Linked DNA regions of Mus musculus: all the other regions are linked to region 1. Evidence: chromatin loops called from intact Hi-C (ENCODE). Cell type or tissue: heart. All regions are shown on one strand. Links, peaks and the distances in the headings refer to the core of each region. The heading gives the core; the rest is flanking DNA. Region 1 holds the start of Birc2 (baculoviral IAP repeat-containing 2). Region 2 has its middle 18 kb from the start of AV064505. Region 3 holds the start of Yap1 (yes-associated protein 1).

Evidence for each region. Hi-C counts contacts between places; a loop is a spot of excess contacts. Peaks named below come from ENCODE experiments on the same cell type or tissue, not always from the same donor. Only the 100,000 strongest peaks of a DNase experiment are listed, where the experiment ranks them.
Region 2: a loop joins it to region 1, with 2.7 times the contacts of the local background. A loop is called at or near these places in 10 of 42 quality-filtered maps.
Region 3: it touches region 1 in a loop (5-fold over the local background); 5 of 42 quality-filtered maps call a loop at or near these places.

Annotation. Positions count from the first base shown.
Region 1 is chr9:7,831,254-7,841,640 of GRCm38, reverse strand. Birc2 (baculoviral IAP repeat-containing 2) reads left to right here and starts at 4,584. Exons shown (of 8, transcript NM_007465.3): 1 at 4,584-4,651; 2 at 6,262-8,136. The coding sequence starts at 7,163. In heart, for the core only: a CTCF peak has its summit at 7,960; DNase peaks (open chromatin) are centred at 4,530 and 5,050; H3K4me3 peaks cover 2,597 bases; H3K27ac peaks cover 2,286 bases.
Region 2 is chr9:7,708,060-7,718,446 of GRCm38, reverse strand. No RefSeq gene overlaps it. Among named protein-coding and RNA genes, the nearest start is that of AV064505, 18 kb to the right of the region's middle. In heart, for the core only: a CTCF peak has its summit at 4,215 (motif pointing left); no DNase peak of the experiment used is centred there.
Region 3 is chr9:8,000,258-8,010,644 of GRCm38, reverse strand. It overlaps Yap1 (yes-associated protein 1), which reads left to right and starts at 6,049. Exons shown (of 9, transcript NM_001171147.1): 1 at 6,049-6,530; 2 at 8,938-9,188. The coding sequence starts at 6,255. In heart, for the core only: no CTCF peak of the experiment used is centred there; DNase peaks (open chromatin) are centred at 5,934, 6,434, 6,914 and 9,064; H3K4me3 peaks cover 3,680 bases; H3K27ac peaks cover 2,997 bases.

The DNA.
Region 1 (10,387 bases), core at 1,012-9,011:
CGAGGACACAGAGATAAAAATTCAGAAAGAACTCACTCCCCAATCTTTCTGCCTTGAAAATTTCACCAAGGACAACCGGAAGTGAAGAACTCTGCCCAGCTCCTCCCAACTCCTCCCAATTCCTCAGCTAGTTGTTAAAAGCCCCCTACTGTCACCGCTTGGGGTCAAACTCCCCTGCCCTGCACAGCAAAATGAGTTCATCCTCAGCTAGCTGATAATAAATACTCTTGCAGTTTGCATCAGGTGTGGTTTTCTCTCGGGTCATTGGAGTACAGGCCAGCCCATCCCGGAACTTGAGTGGAGGCCCAGCTTCGGGAGTCTTACAGAAAAAGTGAGGAATTGGGAGGAGTTGGGAGGAGTTTGGCTACAGCTCTTCTCTGGTGGGTGTCCTTGGTAAAATTACAAGGCACGAGGAGTGGGGAGTGAGTTGTAGCTCTTCTTTGTGGAGTTTATCTCCGTGTCCTTGGCACAGGGAGCCAGGCAAGAGCCTGGCTAGGTCTTTTTACAATTATCGCATCTCTCGTTGTAAGGTATAGAAACAAAAAGGCTTTTTGCTGGCTATAAAGAACAAAGAGCTTCTTTCTGGCTGTATTTTTAGAGATCAGGGAAAACAAGCTTGGGGGAACGTTTAAGGGCTTTACCTTTCAGGGAGAAACGCTTTAAGTCAGGGTCTCACAATTGCTGGGAATTGAACTCAGGACCTCTGGAAGAACAATCAGTGCTCTTACATGCTGAGCCATCTCTCCAGCCCTGTTTTACATAATTTTAATTTTTTTTTAAAATTTTGAGACAGATTCATCACCTAGATTTGTCTGGAACTTGCTACAGGGTCCAGGTTAGTCTAAAACTCAAAGACATCCTGTACCAATCTCTCAGCTAGTGGGATTACACATGTGTACCATGACATCCAGCCTTATATTTGCTTAATTATTCTTAAAACATACAAAATATTACTTATACAGTTGGTGCATAGGAAATACTTATTCTCATTCAGAATAGAACAATCTGTTTAAAACTTCACTGAAATACTCTCTGTTGGGCCTGTAAGATGGTTCAGTGGGTAAAGGCATTGGCCACAAGTGTAAGCAACTGAACACAGATAGCAGAAGAGAGCTGACTCCTCCTGTAAGTTTTTTGATTTCCACGTGGCATGTACATACACCTATACCCCACGAAATAAAAAATTAAAAAGTTAAGCTAAAGGGACTGTGGATGTGGCTTAGTTATAGGATGCTTAGTTATAGGATGCTTAGTTATAGGATGCTTAGTTATAGGATGTTTAGTTAGTCATAGAATGCTTAGTCATAGAATGCTTAGTTATAGGATGCTTAGTTATAGAATGCTTAGTTATAGAGTGCTCAGTTATAGGATGCTTAGTTATAGGATGCTTAGTCATAGAATGTTTAGTTAGTCATAGAATGCTTAGTCATAGAATGCTTAGTTATAGGATGCTTAGTTATAGGATGCTTAGTTATAGAATGTTTAGTTAGTCATAGAATGCTTAGTCATAGAATGCTTAGTTATAGGATGCTTAGTTATAGGATGCTTAGTTATAGAATGTTTAGTTAGTCATAGAATGCTTAGTCATAGAATGCTTAGTTATAGGATGCTTAGTTATAGAATGCTTAGTTATAGAGTGCTCAGTTATAGGATGCTTAGTTATAGGATGCTTAGTCATAGAATGTTTAGTTAGTCATAGAATGCTTAGTCATAGAATGCTTAGTTATAGGATGCTTAGTTATAGGATGCTTCCCTAGCATGCAGAAAACCCTTGGTCCATCCCAAATGCCACCCAAACAAGATGAAACAAAACAAGTGATTGTTGGACAAATTAATGTTTGGTTTCAGACCTGGGACAAAGGACTGAGGTGCACATTTTACATATCACAGCAGACCTGGCCTTCAGGTTCTCCCAGCATCCCTTAGTCCTTATCCAGCATAACCTGCTCCTAACACTGAATTTTCCAACCCAGGGGCTGGGCTGCCCTTCTCCCCAGAGGGGGAATGCAATCCAGACATTTTGGCCTCTCGAATTCTCCCTATTTCTTTTCTCTCTCTCACTGTACACAGTCCACCTCCTCCCCAGACCGGCCTTGATCTTGAAACAAATCCTCTTACCTAAGCCACTATCCCTGCCACTTCATTGAATTTTAAGTCAAATATTTAAGTTATAGTATAATATTATGCTGAACCTATGCTGTGTATCACCAATACTACTAAATTTGTGTCTCTGTGTGCTAATTCTGAGCGGACTCTGAGATTTAGCAAACAGAGAAAGGCATATGAACAAGAATGTGCAGACTTACGCTTTTTATTCATTTATATATGTTATTGGATGTGCGTTTTGCTTGAATGGGATTGGGCACCGCATTAACTTTCATGCAGTGCCCATGGAGGTCAGAAGAGGGTGTCAAATCCTTTGGAACTCTAGTTACAGATGTGAACTAGGATGTGGATTTTAGGAACTGAACAAGGGTCTTGTGTAAGAGCAGCCAGTGCTCTAATTACTATCTCTCCAGCCCCTGGTTTTATTATACAATTTATGTTGTAGAAGTCTTTTCAATCATATTTTTCTTCAAAAGTGTCTTTAACTGTATACTTTTTTTAAAAAAATTATTTATTTTATGTATATGAGTACACCATTACTCTCTCCAGACACCCCAGAGGAGTGCATCAGACCCCATTGCAGATGGTTGTGAGCCCCATGTGGTTGCTGGGAATTGAACTCAGAACCTCTGCAAGAGCAGTCAGTGCTCTTAACCACTGAGCCATCTCTCCACTCTGAACTGTATACTTTTTTGTATATAAAATGAAAGATGTCATGATAACCACATCAGTATATGTATATATGTGTATTATATAATAATAAAATATATTTTTCAAAATTACCAAACTCTACATGGGCAATAGGGAAAGTCTTAGTTGAATTAATGGTCAACAAAATAAACAACTGGACTCCAAGATTATATATTATAAAAGAAGTAATAAGTTCTAAAACGTCTGAGTTTTGGGCATTGAAAATTTCCTAAATACTGAAGTAGGTCAGGACAAGAACTGAGAGAGACATATTCTTGAATTCAATGTGCACAGGCCCTGCTAGATTCCCACACATATTAGGAATGTTTTGTGTAACTTTCCAAGAAGTAGTGACTTGAACAAGGCATTGGCACATGTGTACCATTGGAAGTTTAGTCACTGGGAACCTTGGCACGTCTTTTCTGTGTATCAGAAACTGTCATGAATACTTTCTTTTTATTATCAGCATTTAGACCAGAAGACTGCCTGTTCTGTGACTGACCGACTTGCAGCAGAAATGACGGGAAAGAAAATGGGAAACGGTTCAGGGTCCCGGAATTCCCCTGGCAGCCTAATTTAGCGGTCTGTTTTACTTCTAAGTTTTTAAAATATTTGCCCATTTAACATGGAATTCCCCCGGAGAGAAGATCTGATTCATTCGTTAAGACCTTCAAGTCTAAAGTAAATTAAACTGTAGAAACCTCACTGGTAGTAGCCTACATTTCTAATCAGCACACTGGAGGCTGAGGTAGGATGCTAAATCCTCGGCTAGTCTGGGCCCTACAATAAAATCCTTTCTTAAACAAACAAATAAAAAAACTGCAAAACTAACCATAACAAATCATCCAAGCCAAACAGGGCCGCGGGGGTGGGGGTGGGGACATCAGAAAGTCCTACCCTGAATGCTAATGATTTTGCAGCACTTTCGGTACGGGAAAGGCAGCAGAGGGTGGGGGGTGGGGAGACAGACTGCTAGTGAACAATGAAGTCAGGGTTATTTTTCCAGTTTTAAACGTATTCTTCTACAATCTCATCACAGATATATAGTGCGCTTTAATCATACTCTCTCCCATTATACTGTTAACCCTTCAATGCCTTCCTCCAAACTAGTCCGCAGCCTTTTCCTTACTTTTTAAATTTATGGCCTGATGCGCTTAATTTGGGTCGCCTGCAAGAGCACTTTTTAAAAAAAATAATAATTTAAAAATGCATAACTACCTCCTCGCCCCAACTGGGTTTGAATTTCTAGGATTCGAGGTGAGCGCCACCATGCCGGCCTGCCAGAGGAGCCCACTTGTCAAAAATGTTAAAGCCCATCTTACAAAAAAACCAAATTATATTTAATGTACACGCACACGCGTGCATTCCGCTTTACTCAGGCGTTTCGAGGCCAGCTCACGAGCCTGAGCCGCCTTACCTATGACGCCACGTTTGCCTTAGTGCCTGTCTAGGACCCTTGCAGGGTGAGGCCGGAAAATACAGGGAGCTAGGAGGCGCGGCTCAGGGCTGCCGCCATTAAAGGTGCACTGCAGGTTAAAACACATGGCATCAAAGTCCGGAACGCCCAGCGGAGGCAGTGGGGCAAGGACGGACGCTCGGGAAAGCCTAGCCTTATTCGTCCGAGTCCCAGCGGCCCGAACGTTTAGCTTCCAAAGCCCGAGCACGCAGGCGCGAGCGCAGGCGCAGGCGCGCGCGACTGGCCCACAGCCCCACCCCGTCCTCCACGCGTTCCAACTTGCGGTGCGCGTCTGCTGACGTCACCTCAACGGCCCGCTGGCCGCAGGGGCTTTTGGGAAGGCTGCGGATCAACAATCAGGCGCCTCTGCTTCCAGGGCGCCGGGGGCCTGACTCGGTGGTGAGTGCGGCTGCCTTCGTCAGGACGGGCGAGCGTGGCTCTCGACGGCTGGGCGGGCTAGCTGACTCCTCCTTCGGCCCGGAAGGCAGTTCTCAGGGCCGCCCGACCCCCGCTCCCTGCCTAAGTCCTTGGGCTTGGACTTGTATAACAGTTTTGCTTTCTTTTCCTTTCGGTTTATTTTTTCAGTCAACCCAGGCTAGTCTCGAATTTGCGGCAATCCTCCTGCCTCCAATCGTTCTAGGTGCTGGGATTACTGGTGTGCAGCACCTCGGCTGTCTCTTCAGATTTTCTGCAGGTTTTTAAGCTTTAAGCCCGCGGCATTTAATGCCTTTAAACTAAGTTGTGCGGCAGGGGGATGACGGTTGTCACATCAGTTACTACTTGTCCCCAGTAGTCGTGTGAGAGGTTTGGTTTAACTGGGAAAGGTGTTCTCCATTCTTGTCTCTCCAAGCTACGTGTCGCCCCCCTGCAGTGGGCGTAGAGCCGTGTCGGTTGGGTGCTTGCTGGCGTTGTAACAGCTAGTGTAGTTAGGCCACACGGGTAGTGGTAGCTTTGTTCAGGCCACTGCTTTACCGGCACTTGTACTTTTTTGGTTTTGAGATGTTACCTGTGGTGGTTAGGGAATGGTTGTCCTTCACGGATTCCGTTTATGAGCTCTTCCCGGTGCCTTTATCTTGGCTAATTTAGCCCTGGCTAGTTCAAATGTTCTGTCCGGCAGGAGCGTTTCATTCCGCATCTGTCTTCCAAGTGTTGAGATTAAAATTGCAAGTATACCTCGGGAATCCTCAGGAAATATTTATATTTTAATATAATAGAAAATATCGTATATATTATTTATTTTATATTGTATTATAACTTAACATATGTTTATGTGTATAAATATATTTTATATGTACTTATATCTGTATTATATATTTCAATTAAATGTTTTAATAGAATATAAAAGTATATATAATTTTTTTCTTGTGATTAAACTTAGGGTTCTTTACCTGCAAGGCAAGTGCTCTAACATGGAGCTATATCAGTAGCCTTACAGACTACCTTTCCACTATTTATGGTGCCTTTTGTCTCCAGTGAAGTGCATATCAAAATATCTTTAAATCAGAAAACGAAAAGAGCCTGGTGGTAGTGTGGTCCTAGCACTTGGAAGGCTGAAGCAAGAGAATTCCAAAAAGTTTTAAAACCAGCTTGGGTTATATTGACTTTCTAGCCAGCCTAGTCTACAGAATAAGACCCTGTCCCTTAAAAAAAAAAAAAGTTCATGAAGTATAGTACATTTTTTTCTAATAGTAAATAAATAATATATAAAAGGAACAAACTTGAAAATCGGGGGCCAGTTTTTGACAAATGGAAATGTCCATTGTTTTCAAAGTTTTAATTTTTAAACTATACTGAGCTATGCATTTTAAAGACAAGCATAACTAGTACTTTGAGAATGCTTTTGCAGTGGTGTGTTTTGATTTAGACCCTTTCTAAGTAGACTGGTTGGGTGAGGAACTGCTGTAGTCAAGATTTGTTATCTAGAGTGTGTCATTTTTAGACATTACTGAATAAATTGATGATGACAATTCTGTGTAATTAGTTTTCTAAAATATTTTTTTTTCTTTCAGATTGATAGTCCTCAAGAGTCTTCATGTTCTCTTATGTTTTTCTAGAAATCAGCCCACTCATGGACATCTGAACATTTCTATAAGACGCTGCGGTTTGCTTTGCAGTGTGTTCTTGTGTATGATTAGTTATATAAAATACGAAGTTTTCAAAAAGAAGGCTAGTGCAACAGAAAAGCTTTGCTAAAACAGATTCTTAGTTATTTGAGGTAACAAAAGAAAGCCATGTCTTGAATTGATTCGTTCTTAATTATAACAGACTTATAGTGGAAAGGGCCTTAAACACAGGCGGACTTTATAAAATGCAGTCTTAGGTTTATGTGCAAAATACTGTCTGTTGACCAGATGTATTCACATGATATATACAGAGTCAAGGTGGTGATATAGAAGATTTAACAGTGAGGGAGTTAACAGTCTGTGCTTTAAGCGCAGTTCCTTTACAGTGAATACTGTAGTCTTAATAGACCTGAGCTGACTGCTGCAGTTGATGTAACCCACTTTAGAGAATACTGTATGACATCTTCTCTAAGGAAAACCAGCTGCAGACTTCACTCAGTTCCTTTCATTTCATAGGAAAAGGAGTAGTTCAGATGTCATGTTTAAGTCCTTATAAGGGAAAAGAGCCTGAATATATGCCCTAGTACCTAGGCTTCATAACTAGTAATAAGAAGTTAGTTATGGGTAAATAGATCTCAGGTTACCCAGAAGAGTTCATGTGACCCCCAAAGAGTCCTAACTAGTGTCTTGGCAAGTGAGACAGATTTGTCCTGTGAGGGTGTCAATTCACCAGTCCAAGCAGAAGACAATGAATCTATCCAGTCAGGTGTCTGTGGTGGAGATCTAGTGTCAAGTGGTGAGAAACTTCATCTGGAAGTTTAAGCGGTCAGAAATACTATTACTACTCATGGACAAAACTGTCTCCCAGAGACTCGGCCAAGGTACCTTACACCAAAAACTTAAACGTATAATGGAGAAGAGCACAATCTTGTCAAATTGGACAAAGGAGAGCGAAGAAAAAATGAAGTTTGACTTTTCGTGTGAACTCTACCGAATGTCTACATATTCAGCTTTTCCCAGGGGAGTTCCTGTCTCAGAGAGGAGTCTGGCTCGTGCTGGCTTTTATTATACAGGTGTGAATGACAAAGTCAAGTGCTTCTGCTGTGGCCTGATGTTGGATAACTGGAAACAAGGGGACAGTCCTGTTGAAAAGCACAGACAGTTCTATCCCAGCTGCAGCTTTGTACAGACTCTGCTTTCAGCCAGTCTGCAGTCTCCATCTAAGAATATGTCTCCTGTGAAAAGTAGATTTGCACATTCGTCACCTCTGGAACGAGGTGGCATTCACTCCAACCTGTGCTCTAGCCCTCTTAATTCTAGAGCAGTGGAAGACTTCTCATCAAGGATGGATCCCTGCAGCTATGCCATGAGTACAGAAGAGGCCAGATTTCTTACTTACAGTATGTGGCCTTTAAGTTTTCTGTCACCAGCAGAGCTGGCCAGAGCTGGCTTCTATTACATAGGGCCTGGAGACAGGGTGGCCTGTTTTGCCTGTGGTGGGAAACTGAGCAACTGGGAACCAAAGGATGATGCTATGTCAGAGCACCGCAGACATTTTCCCCACTGTCCATTTCTGGAAAATACTTCAGAAACACAGAGGTTTAGTATATCAAATCTAAGTATGCAGACACACTCTGCTCGATTGAGGACATTTCTGTACTGGCCACCTAGTGTTCCTGTTCAGCCCGAGCAGCTTGCAAGTGCTGGATTCTATTACGTGGATCGCAATGATGATGTCAAGTGCTTTTGTTGTGATGGTGGCTTGAGATGTTGGGAACCTGGAGATGACCCCTGGATAGAACACGCCAAATGGTTTCCAAGGTAATTGGTTCTTTTGTTTGTTTTCAAGTCTGGGTTTCTTGGAGTAGCCTTGGCTGTCCTGGAACTCACTCTGTAGACAAGTCTGAACTCAGAGATCTACCTGCTTCTTCCTCCTGAGTGCTAGGATTAAGGGTCTGTACCACCACTGCCAGCCTTGATAATTGGTTCTTAAAAATGTTTATTGTGGCATGGAGGATTGAACCCAGGGCCTCATATCTGGTTGACAAGTTTTCTTGCCTATATACCTTACCTCTTAATTTTTATTGTTTAGAATAAATTTAGGAACACATTGTTAGTGTATTACAATTAGAAATTTTGTATTTGAAACTGATCAGCTATGTGAACTTGGATTCATTTCTAAAATGAATGGACGGTGTTAGTTGTTTTTATTGTGTTAAAATACACATAAAATATACTAATTTAGCCATCTAAAATTTAATCTTCTGTAGTATAAAGTATATGTGTACTGTTTTTTAGTCATCTCCAGACTGAAACTGTATCCCATACACTTGTAAGCACACCCCTGGCACCTACCCTTCTGCCTACGATATCTGAATCTACTTTAGTTACCATAGCCACAACACATGTAAGTGGAATCATACAGTAAAGAGATCTTGGACATATGCATGCCTTCTGTGATAATGAGGAATCATTGGACTCCTTAGGGAATTACAGGAACTTTTAGTCATTTTTTGTATGGTACATGATGAACAGGAATTTTGATGTAACTATTTACATTGTTAAAATATAAGTAGTTTAAAATTATATGATGGGACAGGTAGTGCACCTATGTCAGTTTGCCTTTAATCTCACCGCTGGGAGCAGAAGCATGCATTCTTTGTGAACAGAGACCAGCCTGGTCTACAGAGCAAGTTCAGGTCATCTAGGATTGCATAGTGAGACCCTGTCTCAAAAACAATTATCATGAAGAATCATCAAATTTGTATGTTAGGTCCAGTGTAATGTTAACATTCAGGATTCTGACACCACTTTGAAACTACCCTGGGTTACTTAGAACTGTCTCAAAAAAACAAAACAAAGAGATAAATTTTGACTTTGTTGTTGTTTTTGTCCTGAAAACTGATGTACTTAATTTACTTAAAAGTGTTAATTTTGGCCAGTTGTGGTGGTTTACTCTTTAATTTTAGCAGTTTGGAGGCTGAAGCAGGAGTGTTCCAAGGTCAACGATAGCTTGGGCCTCATTGTGAACCCCAGACCAATCAGTAGTGGAGGTCAAAGAACAGCTCTCCTTCCACTGTGTGAGTTTGGGGATGGAATGCAGGTCATTAGGATTGTGGCAGGAACTTTTACATGCTGAGCTATCTTTTTTTTTTTTTTTTTTTTTTTTAGATATTTTCTTCATTTACATTTCAAATGCTATCCAGAAAATCCCCTATACCCCCCTCCCCCTGCCCTGCTCCCCTACCCACTCACCCCCACTTCTTGGCCCTGGCGTTCCCCTTTCCTGGGGCATATAAAGTTTGCAAGTCCAAGGGGCCTCTCTTCCCAGTGATGGCCGACTAGGCCATCTTCTGTTACATATGCAGCTAGAGACACGAGCTCCAGGGGGTACTGGTTAGTTCATACTGTTGTTCCACCTATAGGGTTGCAGACCCCTTCAGCTCCTTGGGTACTTTTCTCTAGCTCCTCCATTGGGTGCCCTGTGTTCCATCCAATAGCTGACTGTGAGCATCCACTTCTGTATTTGCCAGGCACTGGCATAGCCTCACAAGAGACCATGCTGAGCTATCTTGAAAGCCCATAGAGTTTAAGCCTTCTGTTAATGCAACAAATTTGGCAAGTCGTTTCAGAATCACTTGGAGTTTGGTTTTTAAGAACGTGTTTGGAAAACAAACCAACATGTTCTCCATAATATTGTGCTAGTATGAATTTAGTCTTCATTGTTGGGAAAAAAAACAACAATATAGGAAAGCATGTTGCCTCCAGTCTGCCTTGTAGCATCCAAGAATTCTCAGACTAAAATGTCTCAGACATTGGTACCCTGGGGAAAACTTACAGTTGCTAATGTCTACAGTTTGGATTGAAATGTCAGTTTTAAATGATGAAATCATTTAATTGGCCTTGTATGTTATAATTTGAAGTTTAACTGTTGTATCTAAAATAAAAAAAAACATTTTAAATTTTATTTAAATTGTTATACTTTGTAAAACAAAATTCCTCACAGTTTTAAATAGTTAACTAAGGGAACCAATGTTTTGTGTCAGTGCAGCTCTGAACAGGTTTTAGCTGT
Region 2 (10,387 bases), core at 940-8,939, 120 kb after region 1:
GTATACTAGGGAGGTGAGGCTGGAGTGAATGGGTGGGTGGGTGAGCACCCTTATAGAAGCAGTGGGGGTGGGATAGGGGGTTTTTGAAGGGGAACCAGGAGGGGGATAACATTTGAAATGTAAATAAATAAAATAACCAATAAATTTTTTTTAAAAAGAGAGATTGTAATATATCATGACCAAGCATAGTTAATTCCTTAGAGTTCCAGAGGCTAATTCTACTTCAGAAAATTTCCAATGTTGTTTAAAGAAATGAAAGAAAAAAAATATAAAGTGCTATGTTTATTTATTTTTTCACATTTAAGTTAGTGAAAAATTAGAATATAATGGAGTGTGCTAGCTAGTTGTGTCCTACTGGCCACATTGGAACCATATACAATATGGAACACGTGGACCATGCTATAAGAGAAACTGCCATGAAACTGGAGAGGCAAAGCAAGTTCAAACCCTGACCTCAGGAGTAGAACTAGGTCCTTCTCTGATTCTGCTTCGACCTTGTAGCACATAACCTGGGGACCCCCAACCAATTGGTCACAAGTAGTCAGTTACATAGCACAGCACCTGGAATTCTTCCCCATGCAAATGACGCATCTCAGTAGCCTTAGCCTTGAGCCAATGAATGACCTTTTTCCTCTCTAGATATTTTCATGCCCTCCCCCAAAGCTATATCACGCTTGGTTCACCCTGAATAGAATATAAGTGTTCAAACCCACCTGGCATAAAGAAATCAGAACAAGCTAAGATCGTCTCAGGGAGCTGCTTCATTAAAGAGAAGGCCTTTGCTGGAACTCTAAGATTGTCTGAGAAGGCCTCCCAGCTCCCTGCACTCGCTCCCACCTGGACTGGCTGGGATCCTGCCAGTCCTGGACTCCACTGTTTTCCATCCCTGTCAGGTGGGCAACAGTATCTGATGCTGGGGGAGGGGCGGGGGCGCTGACTGATGATCCCACCCAGTCCAGATTTCACTATGTCCTCTTCTAGCCCTGTACCAGGTACATGTACAGAGGTCAGAGAAGAACTTTTGGGAGTTGGTTTTCTCCTTCAGTTGCAGGAATGGGACTCAGGTTGTTGGGCTTGGTGACAAGCACCTTTACTTGCTGAGCCATCTCTCTGGACCTCCCTCCAAATTTAATACGGGGAAGGTCTGAACAAATCTTACATTCAGCAAGTCTTGGTAGAAGGTAGTGTGCTTTGCCTCCCTCTGCCGATGTGGGAGAGCGCCTGAATGCTCCCGATTCTCTGAAAGATAAGATAATGGATAAAACCTGCTCTTTGAGTTTTCACTTTGTTGTAGCTAAATGTGTCCTAAAAATATCAACGGTAAATTCTGGAAAGAAAGAATGTCTAAGTTCAATGACTTATTACAACATTTTGTTACAATCTTTCTAATTTAGGAATTACTGCACTTTAAAAAATAATTTTAATAATGCATCTCTCTCTCTCTCTCTCTCTCTCTCTCTCTCTCTCTCTGTGTGTGTGTGTGTGTGTGTGTGTGTAAATCTGTGGATTCCATAAGAGTCAGATCTCCTTGGAGTGGAGTTTTAGGCAATTGTAAGCCTCTGATGTGGGTGTTCAGAATCCAACTTGCCTCTTTGCAAAAGCTATATGTGCTCTTAACTGTCAAGCTATCTATCTCTTTAACCCTAACTTCTTCATTTTTAAAAAATGGTTCTGAGGATCAAATATAGGACTTCAAACACTCTGGAAGCCAGTTTGTCTATGCAGTCATACCCTCAGTCTGTTACTATCTTACTGAGGCTAGCTTTCAGACTTAATGGTACTGTGGCTGTGTGTGAGTGTGAGTGTGAGTGTGTGTGTGTGTGTGAGTGTGTGAGTGAGTGTGTGTGTGTGTGAGTGTGTGTGTGTGAGTGTGTGTGAGTGTTTGTGAGTGTGTGTGTGTGTGAGAGTGTGTGTGTGTGTGTGAGTGTGTGTGTGTGAGTGTGTGTGTGTGAGAGAGTGTGTGTGTGTGTGAGTGTGTGTGTGTGTGAGAGTGTGTGTGTGTGTGTGTGTGTGTGTGAGTGTGTGTGTGTGTGAGAGAGTGTGTGTGTGAGTGTGTGTGTGTGTGAAAACATGGTTATATTAAGGTTTAATGTTACCTGCAGCTTTAGCTGTCCCCAAAGGGTAAGGGGGGAAGACAAATGTGATCTCTTTTAAAACACGATTTATTCGGTGTGTATATATGTTAGTGTGGACATGCATGCAGAAATCAGAGGATGCCTTTCCATACTTGACTAACATTCCTCCTGTCTACCCTTCATGTCTTGCCATGGAAGGGCTGGGTTACAGACATGCTCCTCTACATTAGGCTTCTCATGAGAATTCTCAGGCTGACACTCAGGCACGCACTTTTTACACATGTTCCTCATTCATATGTGATCTTAACACAGACATAAAATTCTTTTTGGGACTCTGGATCTAGTAGGCTGTAAATGGGGATTCCCTATTGGGCAGTGTTGCCCACACAAGAATCCCACAACAATAGTTCATATTCTAAACCTGCGTTTCTGACCTTCTCTCTGATTCTGTGAACATTTACTAAGAAATGGTATATTTTCTAAGAAATTTCACTTCTTCCTTAGGTTAAAAGATGTTACTGTGTTTTGCTATCAAGAAATTTGAACTGAGAGAATTGGGTATGTTGGTGAAATTTTTGTCTAGCATGTTGCATCTCCAGTACCTTGTCAACCATGTATGGTGATAACAGAACCCAGGAAGTTGAGAAAGAGGGATTCAAGGTCCTTGTTTCACAATGAGTTTGAGGCCAGCCTGGGCTATACAAGACACTGCTTCAATACACATCAGACATTCCACACTCCAAACTTGTCTCTTGCCACCATCAATGCCTGGGATGGTGAGTCTTTTTTCATCACCAGGCCTAAACTGAATAATTCTTGTGCAGATGACTTGGCAAAGGACACTCCAGATTTATAAGACTACTGTAAACCAGGTGTGCTGGTTCACATCTTTAATTCCAACAGGCAGAGGTAGGCAGATCTCTGTGAGTTTAAGGCTAACTTGACCTACAGAGTCAGTTCCAGGTCAGCCAAGGATATACAGTGAGACCCTCTATGAACAAACAAAAACAATCAAACAAGACTCGCATTCTCTGTGGGAGAATCAACCTTAGGACTTGCACTTCTAGCTGCACTGTTTCTTTAACACATAACTCACTGGCCTTTATTATTACCCCCCACCGACTCCCTTTTATACTGGGAATCAAACCCATGACCTCATATTATAGGCAAATACTTTACCATCAAGTTACAGTCACAGCTGTTCCTAAAATTCTTTTCCTGTGGGAGATGTAAACAATATCCCACCCCCCCCCCCCCCTTCCTGAGGACCAATAGGCTGGCGTGTGAGTCCACTAAAGTTCATTTGGGGAACCCTACAGACCCATGAGAGCGGTGCAGGTAGGAGCTCTGGTGGCCTACACAGCTCTGGTGGACTGTCTCTCTCCAGCATGGAGGATGACACCCCATGTTGAGGCAGAGGGAGTCCTCTACCCAGAGCTTCCTTTCCTGTATACTATTCCTCCTCCACACTGGGGCCATGTGCACACAACTAGTAGGGAGGGGTGAACAGGTAAGGGTCCCATGGCACTTTCCATCTCCTCCTTCTACAAGGGCACTGTCAGCAGTCAGCACAGCTGTGATGGTTGCCCTGTAAGAGGCTCACCTGGACTCCTGAAGATACTGGCAGTTTCTCTGGGAGAATAGTCCTACACAACAGCAGTCAATAATTCCTTGTTTTTTCCTCACCGATGAAAGCTTCAGAAGGCAGCAGCAGACCACAGCTGACCCTTAGGAGGAAGTGGGCCAGAGGGCCTGTCTCCTTTGTCCTTATGCTCACTAGGAAATAGAAGAGTTGCTCTTTCACAGGCTTCAAATGATCAGCAAATATGTGGTCGGGGGTCACTTCTCATGACACCTTCTGCATTTGTAGAAAAATAAAAAAATGTGCCAACAACAAAATTGCTCTACCTCCCTTCACAAGGGCTGTAGTTTGGGGACTGACTCATTAGAACGTCTCATCAGTACCAAATCCCTGTCCTTTTTGGTCATTGAGAGTTGGGCTACTATGACAAATGAGGGTAGAAACTAGGAGGCACCAGGTGGGGTCTGTCTGGCATGTTTGTTGTAGTTAGTATGCTTTTGGTTAGAATTGGTTTAAATGGCAGGTGTTTTCATAAGTGGAAGGGTGACCCCGTGTGGCTATTTAGAGTATCACTCTGAATTTTTTGGCTCTTCTGGCTTCAAACTAATTGGTTGACCACCTTTATGTATGTATGTATGTATGTATGCATGTATGTATGTATGCATGTATGTATGCATGCATGCATGCATGTATGTATGTATGTATGTATGTATGTATTTATTTATATTCTGAATGTGTCTTTTGCTTCTTTTACATCAGAGTATGGCAGGAATGGTGCTGTATGAAGGCAAAGGCACATCTGAAGAGATATTCAGATTAAGTCCTGGATGCTGGGAGAGATGGTCCAGGGGTTAGAGCACCTTTGTTCAATTCCTAGCACTTACATGCTGGCTCATAACCATCTCTAACTTCAGTTTCATGTGATCTGATGCTCTCTATCTCCATGGATACCAGATACACACATAGTGCATATAAGTACATTCAGGGAAAACATTCAAACATATTAAGAAGAAAAACAAAAGGCCTGCATGCCAGAGACACTATGGTTGGGTTGATAGTCCCAGCTGCACCCAGCTTTGTAGTCTCAATTCTTGCACAACAGATACATAAGTGAGGTTTGCAAATCTTCCAAACCCATCTACGTCACTCTACAGCTGGGTCACACAGGAGCCCCTAAGTCTCAGAATCTTGGGAACTAATACATGGTTGTTCTTGGGTGGGACTCATGCTTGAGGGTCATTTTCATACAAGAATAGAAAACTGGACAATCCTGGTGTCAGCTGGTCTTCTAAAGAGGACACCAAGATAGGATTACACATGCAATGGATCTTGGGGGAGGGCTAGCTGGATGGCACAGGGATAAAGATGCTTGCCACCAAGACTGGTGGCCTGAGTTTGATTCCCCAGGATTCTCTCTACTTACTGTTTCCCCCTCTTCAGAGGTGTTTTCCCCCAAATCTCTTCAAAATTTGCATTACTTTTTATTTGTGTGTGTGTGTCTTGGTGCCACGTTCTTACACCCACCAACCACATTTTATGATTAATTGGTCATCAAATTTTGAAAAGGGAAGGATCACTTGTTCTACTTTATAAAATGAAGAAATTATCACAAAGGATAGGCACTGGCGATGTAGCTCAGTGGTAACGTGCTTGCCTAGCATGCTTCGGGTCCTTGGGTCAACCTGGCACTGGGGGAAAAAGAGTAAGCAAAGCTTGAGTGTGCAAATCTGAAACTTTAGCACGGAGGCAGGAAGATTATGAGTTTTGGGCCAGCATGGATTACCTAATGAATTTGAGATCAGTCTAGAATACATAGTAAGACCTTATCTCAAAAAGTAACATAAGGCGTGGTGAGAAGGCTCAGCAGTTAGGAGCGCTGACTGCTCTGCCAGAGGTTCTGAGTTCAAATCCCACAACCACGCGGTGGCTCACAGCATCTGTAATGGGATCTGATGCTCTCTTCTGGTGTGTGCCTGAAGACAGCTGCAGTGTACTCATATAAATAAACAAATCTTTTAAAAAAGTAACATAATACAATAAAGTAAAACAAAAAAAGGGGTGGCCCAAATTGAAGGAAAAATTGAGGAATTCTAGGGTTTCCTTAGACGGTAGGATGTGAGCAGTATTTAAACAGAAGTTTCCGCATAATTGTTTTTTTTTCTGTTAATATATGTTACTTATGCATTAATAACAGCACCAGCAGGGCAGCTGTGCTTAGTGTCACGCTGGGCACAGAAGGAGCAATGGACTCTCTGTGCCTCACTCAGTCACTTGATCTGGTCCTTGTCACATATCTGTGGGCTCTACTTTTCTGAAAGGCAATAGTGGTACATGAAGCTAATGAGGAGGCACAAATGGCAGTGACAAACCTGAAGGGGCCATGTCGGGTCACCTAGGAGACACTGCTCTGGAAACATTTGTGAAGCCATTTCTAGAGAAGTTTAACTAAGTGGAGAAGACCCACCCTCAAAGTGGCAGCATCTTCCAATGGGTAGCTCAGATGCAAAGAGTTCCAAGGAAAGAGCTTATGTGCTGATCCACCTTCTCCGCCACTTCCTGAGTGAGTGTGTCCACCCCTGCCATCCTTGCCTGACAGGAGACTCCAGTTTCTTTGGTCTTCCAACTTAGACTACACAGCAATGACTCCAGGAATCTGTTAAGCCTTCAGCATTGGACAGGGACAGCAGAGACAGGGAGCATCAGAGGCTCCCAAGTATGCGGAAATACCCGCCCCTATTGGTTTTGTTGCTCCAGAGCACCCTGCCCAATGTGGACTTTTCTTTTACAGGAGAAATTATGGTTTTTCAGTTCTGGAATAGGCAAAAGGGAATTTATTGGAGAGACACTGACATATTCTATGATGTCCAAAAATCACTGACAGCCAAACCTCATGGACTGTCCCAGTACAAGTTCACCACCAACAAAACTCACTGCAGAGTTCCCAATCCCTAAGGATGTCATTTCACTGTGGTACATTTTTCTGGTTTATGTGCTCTGAGATTTCTTTGTTTGGAATCATACTCTGAAGGCTTAAACAGTGTCTGGAGCATGTAAAATAATACTTATTGAATAAATGAGCAAAAATTTATATTCTCCAGATGAACATGAGGCTGGTGATGCCTGGGTCAGGCGTCTGCTCTTTTTTCAAGTGACTATAGTTGGTAGTAGGGTAGGACACACTTGGCCACCAATGTCAGCTAAAAGTCAGGAGTACTTCTCAGAGAAAACAGACTTGAGAAGAAAGTGTTGGTGACACAAAAGTGTGTTACTTCTCTTTGCCCATAAAAGGCTGATAGGCAATTGGCTCTTCTAGAGAACTGACTTTTAAGACAATGGGAGTTCACTGTGTCAAGTGTAGCGGTGAATCAGTTAAACCACTTTTGCTCCCACGCTGCACCCATCCAAGAGCTCTCTAGATTTGCAAATGAAAGACACACACACTGGGCAGGGCAGTGGTGGTGCACGCCTTTAATCCCAGCACTTGGGAGGCAGAGGCAGGTGGATGCTGGTGCTGAAGAATCAGCTGTGATTAACAAGGTACCAGAACTACTAAAGCGAAAACTTTGCATTACTGGGACTATTGATGTTGGTTACCTGGAGCTAAGAAATTGGCGGTGATTAAGAAGAGACCAAGATCATTGAGGTGACATCTTCTGGGAAGTGTTTTCTGAGAGTACAAAGAGGCTATGTTTCAGACATAGCCAAAGTTGTACCTTGTGCAGCAGCAGGACTTGGTAATGTGTAAGAGTCACCCAGGTGGTACTGGTTTTGAAGTTATGAAGGGGTCATGCAGAGCAGCTGAGGCTCGGCACTGTGAGAGGCCATGGAAGGCCATTGGTGAAGGTGCAGTCTCAGTTGCAATTGATGACCCGGGACTGAAGGGGTCATGCAGTGTTTTGGAGATGCCAGTACCATGAGATGACCACTAAGAACGGCAGCAGCAGTGGAGTACAGGCATCTGGAGCCTAGAGGAAAAGCTATGTGCTACAAAGGACAGGGCTGGAGAAGTGACCCAAGCCCTTGGAGGAGCCCAGAAGATTGTGAGTTGGATCCCAGACATTAGACAGTTGGAGTTTAATTTTTGCTTTTGATTGTGACTGTGTCTTGATATTTTTCCCTCTTGAAGGAAGAAAATATTTTATTGGATCCCACAATTAAGGGACTTAATTGTAAAAAGACTTTGGATTTTAAAAGATATTGGATGTTTTAAAAGGATTGAACTTTTAATATGTAAAGACTGTGGGACTTTTAAAGTTGTTTAGATCTTGGGAATGAATAAGAAACTAAGGGCTGAGGCTTACTAGTGATGTGTTTGTGTGTCAAGTTGACAAGGGGTCAATTGTACTGGCTAGTTTTGTGTCAACTTGACACAGCTGGAGTTATCACAGAGAAAGGAGTTTCAGTTGGGAAAATGTCTCCACAAGATCCAGCTGTAAGGCATTTTCTCAATTAGTGATCAAGGGGGGAGGTCCCCTTGTGGGTGGTGTCATCTCTGGGCTGGTAGTCTTGGTTCTATAAGAGAGCAGACTGAGCAAGCCAGGGGAAGCAAGCCAGTAAAGAACACCCCTCCATGGCCTCTGCATCAGCTCCTGCTTCCTGACCTGCTTGAGTTCTAGTCCTGACATACTTTAGTGATGAACAGCAATGTGGAAGTGTAAGCTGAATAAACCCTTTCCTCCCCAACTTGCTTCTTGGTCATGATGTTTGTGCAGGAATAGAAACCCTGACTAAGACACACACATACACAAACCACACACACATATACCACATGTTTACCACACACATACATATATACAAACATACACCACACACATATACATACATACATACATACATATACATACACACACAATTACAAAAAAACAGGTCTTATGAAACAATACAAACACAATATCTTAGCATTGGAATACAGGTTACTTTATTCCCTAAAATACATGTTTCTCAACTGAGTTCTCAAAATGACCAATGTTACATTAATTCTATATTGGTTTTCCTTTCCCTTGAGAAGTCATAGTATTAGAGACTGGTAGGGGACCCTGTCTCAGGGTTACTATTGCTATACTCAAACACCATGACCAAAAGTAGAGAGTTTTGTCCCTGATTTCAATCTTAACCAGGAAGTTATCCCCTGACTGAGCACAGAGAAGCTTACTCCAGGAAAAATGTCATAACGGTCACTTATACATGAACATCCCTTAGTAAATAAAGATCTGCCTTCTGTTTTAATTGTGCCGAGAAGCAGATCACATGACAGCTACCATGTTAACTCTAAGTGTACAGATGAATACTACTAGGTATATTTATATTGTAAATTTAAAACATATATATATTTTTTAAGACAAATTTTCTGGCTGGCCTCTTTTGGAGGAGAACTTGCCATTCCATACAACAGTTCATCATCGAAAGCAGTGGGTACAGGAACTCAAACAGGACAGGAACCTGATGCCGAGGCCATGGAGGGTTCTGCTTAACTGTGTTGCTCTTCAGCCAGCTTGGTTATAGAACCCAGGACCACCTCATTGGGCTGGGCCCTCACCCTATCAACCACTGATCCACAAAATGCTCTACAAGCTTTCCTGCAGCCTGATCTCATGGAGGCATTTTCTCATTTGAGGTTCCCCTTTTCCAGACAATCTAGTCTATGTCAAGTTGTCATAAAACTAGCTAGATAATCCTGGATGAAAAGAAAAGTGCCAGGGACACAAAATACAGGAGAGTAGGGATCGATTTTCTGTAGTGTTTTTTAGTGGTTTCTTTTAGTGATTTAAGAATCAGTGGTTCTTACACGGGAGGCTATTTCTCCCTTTAGGGAACATTTGGCAGTGTCAGAGCATTTCTGACTGCCATAACTGAGGATGTTCTAGCGACATGTATCAGCCAGAGGTCAGAGGTTACTGCTAAACAAACCCCAACACATAGTCAAAACTGCCAACAGCAGAGCTGGAGAGGTGGCTCAGAGTTAAGGTGGCTCTCGCAGAAGACGAGGGTTCAGTTTTTAGCACCCACATGGGGGATCATAACTGTCTATGACTTCAGTTCAGTTTTACGGAATCTGATGTCCTTTTCTGACCTCTGGGGCACTGCATGTGTGTGGTGCACTTACGTACATGCAGGGAAACCACCCATCCACATTAAATAAACATATTTAAATCTTTAGAAAAATACCCACAATGCTGAAGCCAGGAAGCTTGCTTCTGTTGGTGATGTGGCTCAGTTAGCAGGACATCTGCATAGCATGCAAAAGGCTCTGGGTACTAGCACCAGCACTGTATGAACTAGGCATGGTGCATACACTAGTACGTTGCTGGGGAGGAGGTTGGAGGAGAAGCAGAAGTTAAAAGTAATTTTTGGCTACATACTGAGGTCTTGGCCAGCCTGAGATACAGAAACTTTGTCTTAAAAAATATATGTTTTAAATTTACAATGTAAATATACCTAGTAGTATTCATCTGTACACTTAGAGTTAACACGGTAGCTGTCATGTGATCTACCTCTCGGCACAATTAAAACAGAAGGCAGATCTTTATTTACTAAGGGATGTTCATGTATAAGTGGCCGTTATGACATTTTTCCTGGAGTAAGCTTCTCTGTGCCCAGTCAGGGGATAACTTCCTGGTTAAGGTTGAAATCAGGGACAAAACTCTCTGCAGACATCAGGAGTCAACCCACTGGGCAGAGATTTGCAAACCAAAGATATGAACAAAAGACCAATTAAATGGAAGGCATGAGC
Region 3 (10,387 bases), core at 1,472-9,471, 170 kb before region 1:
GGTCCTCTTCTCACCACACCTGCAGTAACTATCACAGTATTAATTGTTACTTTTACTTTTATTACATCAAAAAATTTGAAGATTAGGAGGGAGGGAGATCAATATTAGAGCACTTGGCCTGCCTGTGTTTGAATCCCAGCACTGAAAAAAATAATAAAAACTTGAGCAAAATTCTCCAACACTTAGTATGATATGTTGCAGGCATAAGGCCTGGAAGCTTCAAACAGTCTCAAGAATACAGTAGATAGCAAGACATTTGAGATTCAAGCCTGAAACTTTACCATGGGCTCAGGGATCCTCATATTCTGTCTGTTTGTCTTGCTTCTCTCTCTCTCTCTCTCTCTCTCTCTCTCTCTCTCTCTCTCTCTTTCTCATATTCTCTGTCTCCCTCCCTCCCTCCCTCCCTTGTTCCTACTTTTACATTTATTGAGCATCTACAGCAAGGAGTAGAGCAGAAAGTAGAAACGGGCTGTCTTAGTCAGGATTTCTATTCCTGAGCAAACATCATGATCAAGAAGCAGTTGTTGAGGAAAGGGTTTATTCAGCTTACACTTCCATGTTGCTGTTCATCACCAAGGAAGTCAGGACTGGAACTCAAGCAGGTCAGGAAGCAGGAGTTGATGCAGAGGCCATGGAGGGATGTTTCTTATGGCTTGCTTCCCCTGGCTTGCTCAGCTTGCTTTCTTATAGAACCCAAGACTACCAGCCCAGAGATGGTACCACCTACAAGGGCCCCATAATTGAGAAAATACCTTACAGCTGGATCTCATGGAGGCATTTCCTCAAGGGAGATTCCTTTCTCTGTGATAACTCCAGCTTGTGTTAAGTTAACACAAAACCAGCCAGTACACGGGCATTTGGAGTTGACTGGCAGATTTTCAGAGCTTCAACAGAAAGTTAACCCGCCTTTAATCCCAGCACTCAGGAGGCAGAAGCAGGCAGATTTCTGAGTTCGAGGCCAGCCTGGTCTACAAAGTGAGTTCCAGGACAGCCAGGGCTACACAGAGAAACCCTGTCTCGAAAAACCAAAAAAAAAAAAAAAACTTTAGGAAGTGTTGAAGGTTGTTGATGGAGGTGATTAAGTTCTCTGCTTGAACAAATGGATGAATTGTGCTAGCCTTAACATGGTGAGCCAGAGGGATGTGGGTGGGAAGGTGTGCTGCTGGAGCTCTAGGGGGATTGGGAGTAAAATGCTCAGCTGGCAGGGGAACGAGCAAAGGTGAGGAGCATAAACCTAGCACCTCTAGGCTAGCTTTCCCAGCACCAGCTGTGGCATGGCAAACCCTGGCTGCAGGAGGTTCTGCAGGTTCAAGGGAGACTGACAAAGGGCAGCCTTGGGTCTCAGTGCAGATGCTCATGAAGCCACTTTTAGAGGGGAAAAAAAGTAAAGAATAAGTGTGTAATAAATAAAGAAGGGTGTGAGAAGTAGCTACCTACAGATACCAGGATATATGGTTAAACATCATTGATGTGGGGGCACCAATCCACCTAATTGTGGGTATCCTTTCATTTGCCCCACAATCTGGGGTATCAGCCTTCTTCTTCTTCTTCTTCTTCTTCTTCTTCTTCTTCTTCTTCTTCTTCTCCTTCTCCTTCTCCTTCTCCTTCTCCTTCTTCTCCTCCTCCTCTTCCTCCTCTTCCTCCTCTTCCTCCTCTTCCTTCTTGGTGTATTTAGGCATGCCATCACACTAAGAAAGCATTACCAAACCAAATAGTTACTTTTTTTTTTTTTTTTAATTCAAGGCAGGGTTTCTCTGTGTAGCTCTGGCTGTCCTGGTACTCACTCTGTAGACCAAGCTGGCTTTGAACTCAGAGATCAGCTTGCCTCTTCCTACCTCCCTATTGCTGAGATTAAGAAGTGCTCCACCACTGCCTGGCTACTTTTGATTTTTTTTTTTTTAATCCAGAATATCCCTATGTAACCCAGATCTCCTGGAATTCATTTCTCAGGCTGGCCTCTAACTTGTGGCCATCCTTCTGAGTCAATCTCCCATGTGAGAATTACAGACAGGCACTACCATTCTTGGCTGTTTATTTTATCATTGTTTATTTGTTTGAAATGGAGTCTCATTCTGTAGCCAGGCTAGCCTAGAATTAATTAGGTAGCACAGGCTGACCTTGCACTTGCTGAAATCCTCCTCCTTCAGCCTCCCAAATACTGGGATTACCCTCATGAGCTTGGCTCCTAAATATTTACAGTTTAATGCCTTTAACGCATGATAAATCCATACATGAAATAGTGTGCCAGTCACTAGGCAGTTAGAGAATGTTCTTACAAGACAAATTCATAATGAGCCATAGATAGTGCCATCTGATGATGGGACAGAATTTAAAGTTCTACAGTGAATGACTTCATGCAAAGTGCAGTCCTACTTGTGGGATGGTAGTATCTAGCCTCTATAACCAAGTACCAAATGCTTGGTTACAGGAGTTGTGAGCTGCTATGTAGATAGATGCTAGGAATCAACCCCCAGGCCCCTGAAGAGTAGCCAGTGCATTTAACCCCTCCTGCATCATGCCTCCAGCCCCCAATGGAGGGTCTATGTATGAAGATACCTCCCAAGTGGGGCATGGTAGTACATGCTTTTAAACTTAGCAAACAGGAGGCTGAGGCAGGGAGATTGTGAGTTCAAGACCATTCTGGACTAGAGCTTGAGATCTTATCTTAGGAAATCACATACAAAGAAAAGCTACCTTTCAGCCTCAAGGGGGTTTAAAATAACTCAAAAAAGGGGGGGGGGGGAATCAGGCAAGGGACAAAAGACTGAATGTCCATTTGTCCTCATCTCTTACTAACTTCTGACTGAAATATGAGAAACAATGGTGTGGTGGTTTGTATATCCTTGGCCCAGGGAGAGGCACTATTAGGAGCTGTGACCCTGTTGGAGTAGATGTGGCCTTAGAGGAAGAGTGTCACGGTGGAAGTAGGCTTTAAGACCCTCCTCTAGCCGGGCGTGGTGGCACACGCCTCTAATCCCAGCACTTGGGAGACAGAGGTGGATTTCTCAGTTCAAGGCCAGCCTTGGTCCAGGACCAGGACAGCCAGGACTACACAGAGAACCCTGTCTGGAAAAAACCAAAAAAAAAAAAAAAAAAAGAGAGAGAGTTGTTTTGGTCATGGTGTCTCTCCACAGCAATGGAAACCCTGACTAAGACAAATGGTAAGGGAGAGTCTTGATCCAGTTATCATAGCAAGTGTGTTCTCAATTTAAAGGCTGGTGAAACAATATTGACCAAAGCACACAAGCCCATTAATTGACAGTGCCCAATCTAGTAGAGCTGTAGTTAGGGGACAGCTTTCATTGCAACCTGTGGTTAGTCACTTTTGTTTCCTTTCAGGTGTAAGTTTTGCTATTTCGAGACAGGATCTCATATAGCCACATTTGCATTTAAAATGAGACTGGCCTTAAACTTTTGACCTGCTGGTTCCCACCATGCCCACTTGAGACAGTATCCGATGTAGCTCACCCCAGCCTAGAAGTTGTGGCAATTCTCCTACCTGCCTTCCACCTGTAGGTAGAATTTTAGTTCTTTTTTTTTTTTTTTTTTAACAGAGTCTGTGTAGCCCTAGCTGGCCTGAAATCCACCATGTAGAGCAGCCTGACCTGGAAGCTGCCTCTACCTCTCTAGTTCTGGATTAAAGGAATGCAGCACCAAATCTGTCTTCAGTTCACCCCATCCCCAAGTCCACACAGAGATCTGCCTGCCTTGGTCTCCTGAGTGTAAGGACTAAAGGCATGCACCAGCACTGCCTGCCATTTCAACTTTCTACTGCAGATATTTTGCCCAAATGTTTTGTTTGTGGATTAACCGCTGGGTTTGAGAAGGAGGGAGTGCTGTCAAGGTTCTAAAACGGTTGTGGCCCAACAGGCTAGGCCACTACCAGTGAAGTAATCTGTAAACACAGGGCATTGATAATAGCTGACAACTACTAAGACCTCGCCTTGTGCCACAAACTGGGCCAAGTACTTTATATCCATTGACTCATTTAATGTCTCAACGACATAAGAGACATGAGGTGGATGTAATTACAAAATGAAAGAGCAGGAAGTAGCTTGCTCACTATCACACAGCTCCTGTGTGGGTAACTGGGACCTGAACTCTAAACTCCAGAGCCCACAAGAGTGTGGTCTTGTGGCACTTGGTGTGAACCAATCCTGGAATCAGTCTTAGGGAGACATTTACCCTTCTTCCTCTCTAGGACAGGAAACTGAGGCTCCTAAATAGTTGATTCAAATCTTACCTGTCTGAAGCTAGCTCACCCTACTCTACCACACAAAGCGATAGACTGCTGCTCAGAATTCTTCCGGGCGTGTCTTAACTAGAGGAAGAGATTATCTTTTTGCTCAAGGGTCCTTTCTTTGCTTAATCCTATTTATACCCGTTTCACTCACACTGCAGACAAAATCATTAGAACAAGAAACCAGATTTCTGGAGAAGAAATTTGTGTGTTTAAAGTCAGTGTTGCACAACTCTGGGAATACACTCAAAAAGCACCAAACTGCTTAAGTGGAAGACTATATAGTTATGTCAGTTATACCTCATTAAAACCAGTTCTTGTTTTGTAGCTCATGACTTCAACAAGGGGCTGAGGAGAGGGCCGGTCACTAAAAGTACTGGTTCCTAAGAAGGCTCAGGTTCGAATCCCTGTACCCACGTGGCTGTTCACAACCAGTTGTACTCCAATTCCATGGAATCTAATACCATCTTTTGGACCTCTGTGGAACCAAGGCAAAGACATAAACTCAGGCAAAACACCCAATACAAAATAATTAACTTAAAAAACACGAACAGATTTTTATCATTTTTGGAGTGATTCCAGATAGGCTCCTGATAGATAAAAGACTGACACACAGAGAATCAGGGGCTAAGGTAATCTCCATTGAGGTTCATTTCTTAGTCTACCCTGCATTGTTTACCCTTGTACTAAACACAAGAGGAAAACCCACAATGCTCCATGAGGTTAAACAGTGACTTATGTTTTGAGTTGAAGTTCCCAAAGAAATGTCAAGTTTTGGTGTTAAAAAATTGACTTTTCACTTAAAAAAAAAAAAAGTTTGCTGAGCAAGGTGCCCCACATTTGTTATTTGAGCCCTTTATAGGCTGAGGTAGGGGGAGCAGAAATTTTAAGCTAGCCTCAGTTATGTAGTGAATTGGAGGAAAGCCTTAGCTACATAGGAACCTGACTCAAAACAGCAAAATAGGGTAGTCAACATGAGATGGATGGTTCAGGGTACCTGAGCTCGATTTCTGGGACCCACAACCAAGAAGAAAACAGATCCCACAAATGGTCCTCTGACCTTCACCTGTGCTCACTTGTACATAATTAGAAACACAAAAAGGAAGAAAAAGGAAGGAGAGGGAGAAAGGGGGAGCGGAAGGAAGGAAGAAAGAAAAGAAAAAAAAGAAAAAAGAAAAGAAAAAGGACGAACCTATGAACCTACAAAAACCGGGCTAGCAGAGGCCCTGGCTTGGAATCCTAGCTGTCTGTGGAAGCTGTGGCACAAAGAGTTGGAGGATATCCTTGACTACAGAGTAAAGCCTGTTTAAAACAAAATTTAAAAAGTAATACTGTTTCCTTTTGTAAGGTACTCCCAGTGCAACTCCTGGTTTCCAAGCTTCACTTTGAAATCATTTGCACCCGCCCTCAAGTGTTTTGTTGTTTCTTCTTCAAACTTGGTGGTAAATGGAATCAATGTTAAAACGCGGACCGGATTAACCTTAGTGCGGGTGAACAGTGTGGCCTTTGCATCCACCCTACCAAGCCGGTTGTCCCGATTCCTCGCGGCCTTGGCGTTGCGCGCGGGTCCGGCAGGATCTGCGCCCGCAGCCGAGCGGCTCGGGGCCGGCCGGTGGGTGCGCACGCAGCGCGGTCGCCCCCGGGTCACGTGCGGCCGGGAGTCTGCAGGAATGTAGCGACGCGCAGGGAAAGTTTCCCCGGGGGCCGCGGGCCGCGGATTCGGTGCGGGCGGGCGCGCAGAGGAAGGAAGAGCGTCGAGGAGGCGGAGCCCGCGAGGCGCGCGGGCGGGCGCTCCTCGCAACTTTTTAGTTTGGGCGTCTGGAGCCAAAGTTTCTGTCTCAGTTGGGACGCCGCCGCGGCCGGGGGCAAAGAAAGGGAGGAAGGAAGGAGCTCGCGGAGGGGAGGGGAGGAGAGGGGAGGCGGCCTCGGGCAAGGAGTGCAGGGCGATGCGGGCGCGCGTCGCAGCCCCCCGAACCTGAGCGCAGTGCCCCGAGCGTCGAACGAGGCCGCAGCCATGGAGCCCGCGCAACAGCCGCCGCCCCAGCCGGCCCCGCAAGGCCCCGCGCCGCCGTCCGTGTCTCCGGCCGGGACCCCCGCGGCCCCGCCCGCACCCCCGGCCGGCCACCAGGTCGTGCACGTCCGCGGGGACTCGGAGACCGACTTGGAGGCGCTCTTCAATGCCGTCATGAACCCCAAGACGGCCAACGTGCCTCAGACCGTGCCCATGCGGCTTCGCAAGCTGCCCGACTCCTTCTTCAAGCCGCCTGAGCCCAAGTCCCACTCGCGACAGGTAAGGGTATCCCGGGGGCGCGGGGCCGCGTGGGGGTGCGGTGCTGGGGGTTGTTTTCGCGGAGTTGGCCGCAGGGGGGGTGCACAATGCGCGCGCCTCCGCTCCGCACCTTCGCTCTGACGAGGGGGAGGGGAGGAGGGGGAGGGGGCCGGCGTCTTGTGCGGGACCCCAGCCGGGGGTACCCGATCTCCCCTTCCCGCGCCACTGCAGTCTCCGGTGGAGCTGTGTTAACTGCCCTCTTGTTTTCGCGTGCCGGTGAGGGGTGGGGGTTGAACTGGTCCATTGAGTTTCTGGTTCCTTCTCCCGGTCCCCTCCCCCTCCCTCTCCCGAAAGCTTTTCTGTTCTCGCGGCCCAGGCGCTCTCCGGATGCAGGGTTCGGGCTCCCCAGCCCGAGCGAAGCTCCCTCGACCCCCCACTCGCCTCCGCCGTGCCCTGGAACTCGCGCGGGCGGGATCCTTTCACACTCGGTGGGCTCACGTGTCCTTTTCCTAAATCGTAACCTATTATTTACTGTTCGGCCCGAAAGCTTTTAAATGAGCCACGTCTGTGTGTTGCGCAGGAGCTCGGCTGCGCTCACGGTGCAGAGGTTTCTGCGCCGGCCTTTGATAGCGCGTTGCAGGTTGACTCATAGGCCGAGTTCTGCCCGGCTCAACTGTGATTAAAGGTAATGTTTGGGAAGCAATGACTAATTCCAAGCTCGCCATTGCTCTTTAACTGACTGCGGATGTGAACATGGCTGCTTATCCGTATCCACGACGCCTGGTTATTTTCCCAACTGGATCCAGCACAGAAGTGAAACCGTTTCAAAGTATTAACATTCCGATAGGTCCTGGTAGATTTCTTTAGTGTCGCTCCCCCCGCTTTTAATTACTTAATTTTTAAAGAACTTGCTTTAGGCTAAAGCAGCACAGGAACTTTGCCCAAAACTTAATTGGTTTTCCAAACACTGCCATGTCGTTAGCCCACTCGGGCTGTAACTTGAGTGGAAAGAAGAGTTGCCGCCCCCACTCCAGCCCCCCCTCCTAGGCAGGCTTGTTGTAGAACGGGGTTTTTGAAGCTTCGAAAATCTCGATTAACCTCCCTACAAAAAGCCTCTTAAGAAGGAAGGAAAAGTTATCTAGCTGCTCGGCTAAATAAACTCTTAATTTGTAACAACAGTAGACCTAGATACTATTTGCTCCCTCCCCCACAAGTGAGTTTCTGTACTCGCTGAACTAAACGTATGTGACATGCAATCGAGAAACCGCTGGGGCAACTTTGAAGGAATACACAGATTGAACGCTCCATTTTGTAGCACTTAGAAGTCAGAAGGAATGAACCCGGGAAAGTGTACTTGTAATACTGGCTTCCACTGGGCCGTTCGTGGGTACATTTGCATTCTCTCTAAGCGTTTTAAGAGAGCTGTTCGTCAATAAATTTACCTTTTCTGTGCGCTAATGGTTTCCTAAAATTCAATCTATCTGGAAACTCAAAAACGGGGTTTTCCTATGGGGCTTTAAATGACTGCTGGGTCTTTTCAGTTTCCTTATCAACATAAATCTAGAAAAACGTTTTGAGAAACCCTAATTCCAATAAAAGGATTGGACTGTGAATGGTATGTATCAGAGTTAGTAAATAATCATCCACAGGCCCCTGCCTGAGAAGTCTTCTAGCCCTATATCCTCTCGCTTGGAAAAGCTCATTTACACACAAGTTTATTCCTGACCCCTGTCTTAACACTGGTCTGATTGGACCCAAATTTGAATCATTGGGGTCTTTGCAGATTTTTCTTTTGTCCCTCACCCAGCTATTATAAGTGTGTGAATCCACAAATTATAATTGAATTGAAAAAGTCTTTCTCTAGGCACAAAAAGGGCTAGCCTATTATTCTCTTCATTGAGGAGCTTTTAGCATTGGTGCAGTTCTGAGAGTTTGAATTTATTAAATGTTGTATAATTTATAATGGCTGACTTATCACATTTGTTTACAGTCAAAAAAGTGAAAGATGGGGGAACATTAGACATTTACAACAAAGAAAAAAGTGCCCAGTCGTTCCCCAGGTTTTGTTCTAGAACCTGGAAAAGTAACCACACTGCTTAGAAAAGTACTGATTATTTTGAGTTATGTAGGATGAGCATTATTCTTTACCACTAAATAAAGTTATTATGCCTAGTATTTGTTGTTTTCACACTGTCTAGGAGGTAGACATTCATCCAGATGGACTGTTCATCAGTAAAATAACATTTATAATGCCTATTAAATTTTTGTAATGGTCTATTTGGTCTGGTGTGTTCCTGTTGTGTAAGAAATTAAACATTAAAGTTTACATTTGATACTTAGATATTTGGTTGCCGTGACATACTGTTTGGAAGTTAGGGGTAGGTGCTGTTGTCTCTATTGTTAATTTTCATTTTGCTATTCCTGATAGGCCAGTACTGATGCAGGTACTGCGGGAGCTCTGACTCCACAGCATGTTCGAGCTCACTCCTCTCCAGCCTCCCTGCAGCTGGGTGCCGTTTCTCCTGGGACACTCACAGCCAGTGGCGTTGTCTCTGGCCCTGCCGCTGCCCCTGCAGCTCAGCATCTCCGGCAGTCCTCCTTTGAGATCCCTGATGATGTACCACTGCCAGCAGGCTGGGAGATGGCCAAGACATCTTCTGGTCAAAGATACTTCTTAAAGTAAGTGAAGACAGCGCTGGGAAGAGGCAGTGTGGGAGTGGCTTTATTCATTTATTGTCTTTTTCAAAACAGTATTCAATTATTTATTACTTTGCTGTTGCTAAACATGGAACTCAGCCTTATAAATGGTAAACCAGCATACTTTATCATTGAGCTGCACCCCAGCTCACTCGCTCTGTGTGTGTCTCTCTCTATACACACACACACACACATACACACACACACATATGCACACTCTGTCTCTCTCACTCTCTCTCTTTAGGGTTGGTCATATCTTGAAAGCCTGATTTATTCTTAGTTCAGAGCCTTTTTGCAGACTTTTGTGGCAAAATGAGATAATTTCATTTTGAATTTGTACCAGATTTGCTAATTAGCCTGGCACAAAACAAAACAAAACAAACCACCAAACCTGGCATAGACATGTGTTCTATTATCTCTTTTGTGTGCCCCCCATGTTTGTGTCCATCTGTTTCTGTGTGTGTGTGTGTGTGTGTGTGTGTGTGGTGGTGGTGGTGGGGGGGGGGCTTTAAACCAGGACCTTGTGCATTCTTTCAGCATAAATGATTGGTAGAGAAGGGAATATAGGGACTTAGGGAAGAGATGACGTTACAGTCCTTAAATTGTGAAACAACAAATACTTTAGCAATATTTTTGATGTCATTTAACAGATTTTCCCCTCAAAATGTGAAGAAAACATTAGTTGTCAGGTTTGGCCTCCAATCATGAGGTGACACACTTTGCCTTCAAAAGCAGTGTCTGCTCTGGGAAAATGTAAGCAAAACTTCCTCGTTACTAAGGCCCACTCCCACTCCACAACAAAATGCAAAATTACATTCATCTGAAAAGGACAAAATTAAATTTTATCCCCTCTACTTTTGACATTGGAAGTAAAACTAATTTTCTAGAGCTTATTTAAATTAAGAGTGTACAAAGTATCCCTGACTGGTTGTTACAGACTGAAGATTATTGTATTGTTATTAGAATTGGTTAACTGGGTTGAGATAATGCAGTGACGAACAGCGCTCATTTGATTCAGATTTGTCTGACTATCCATGGGAAATGTAGCGGTTATTGGATCGGACCCCAGTGACAACCTTGTTTCGTGTGTGACACCCCTCCCTCCAGCCTCTCCCACCCCTGACTGGATCTCTATTTTCAGTTGATTATCTTGAGTGAGTTGCTGATACTTTGTGTTTAAT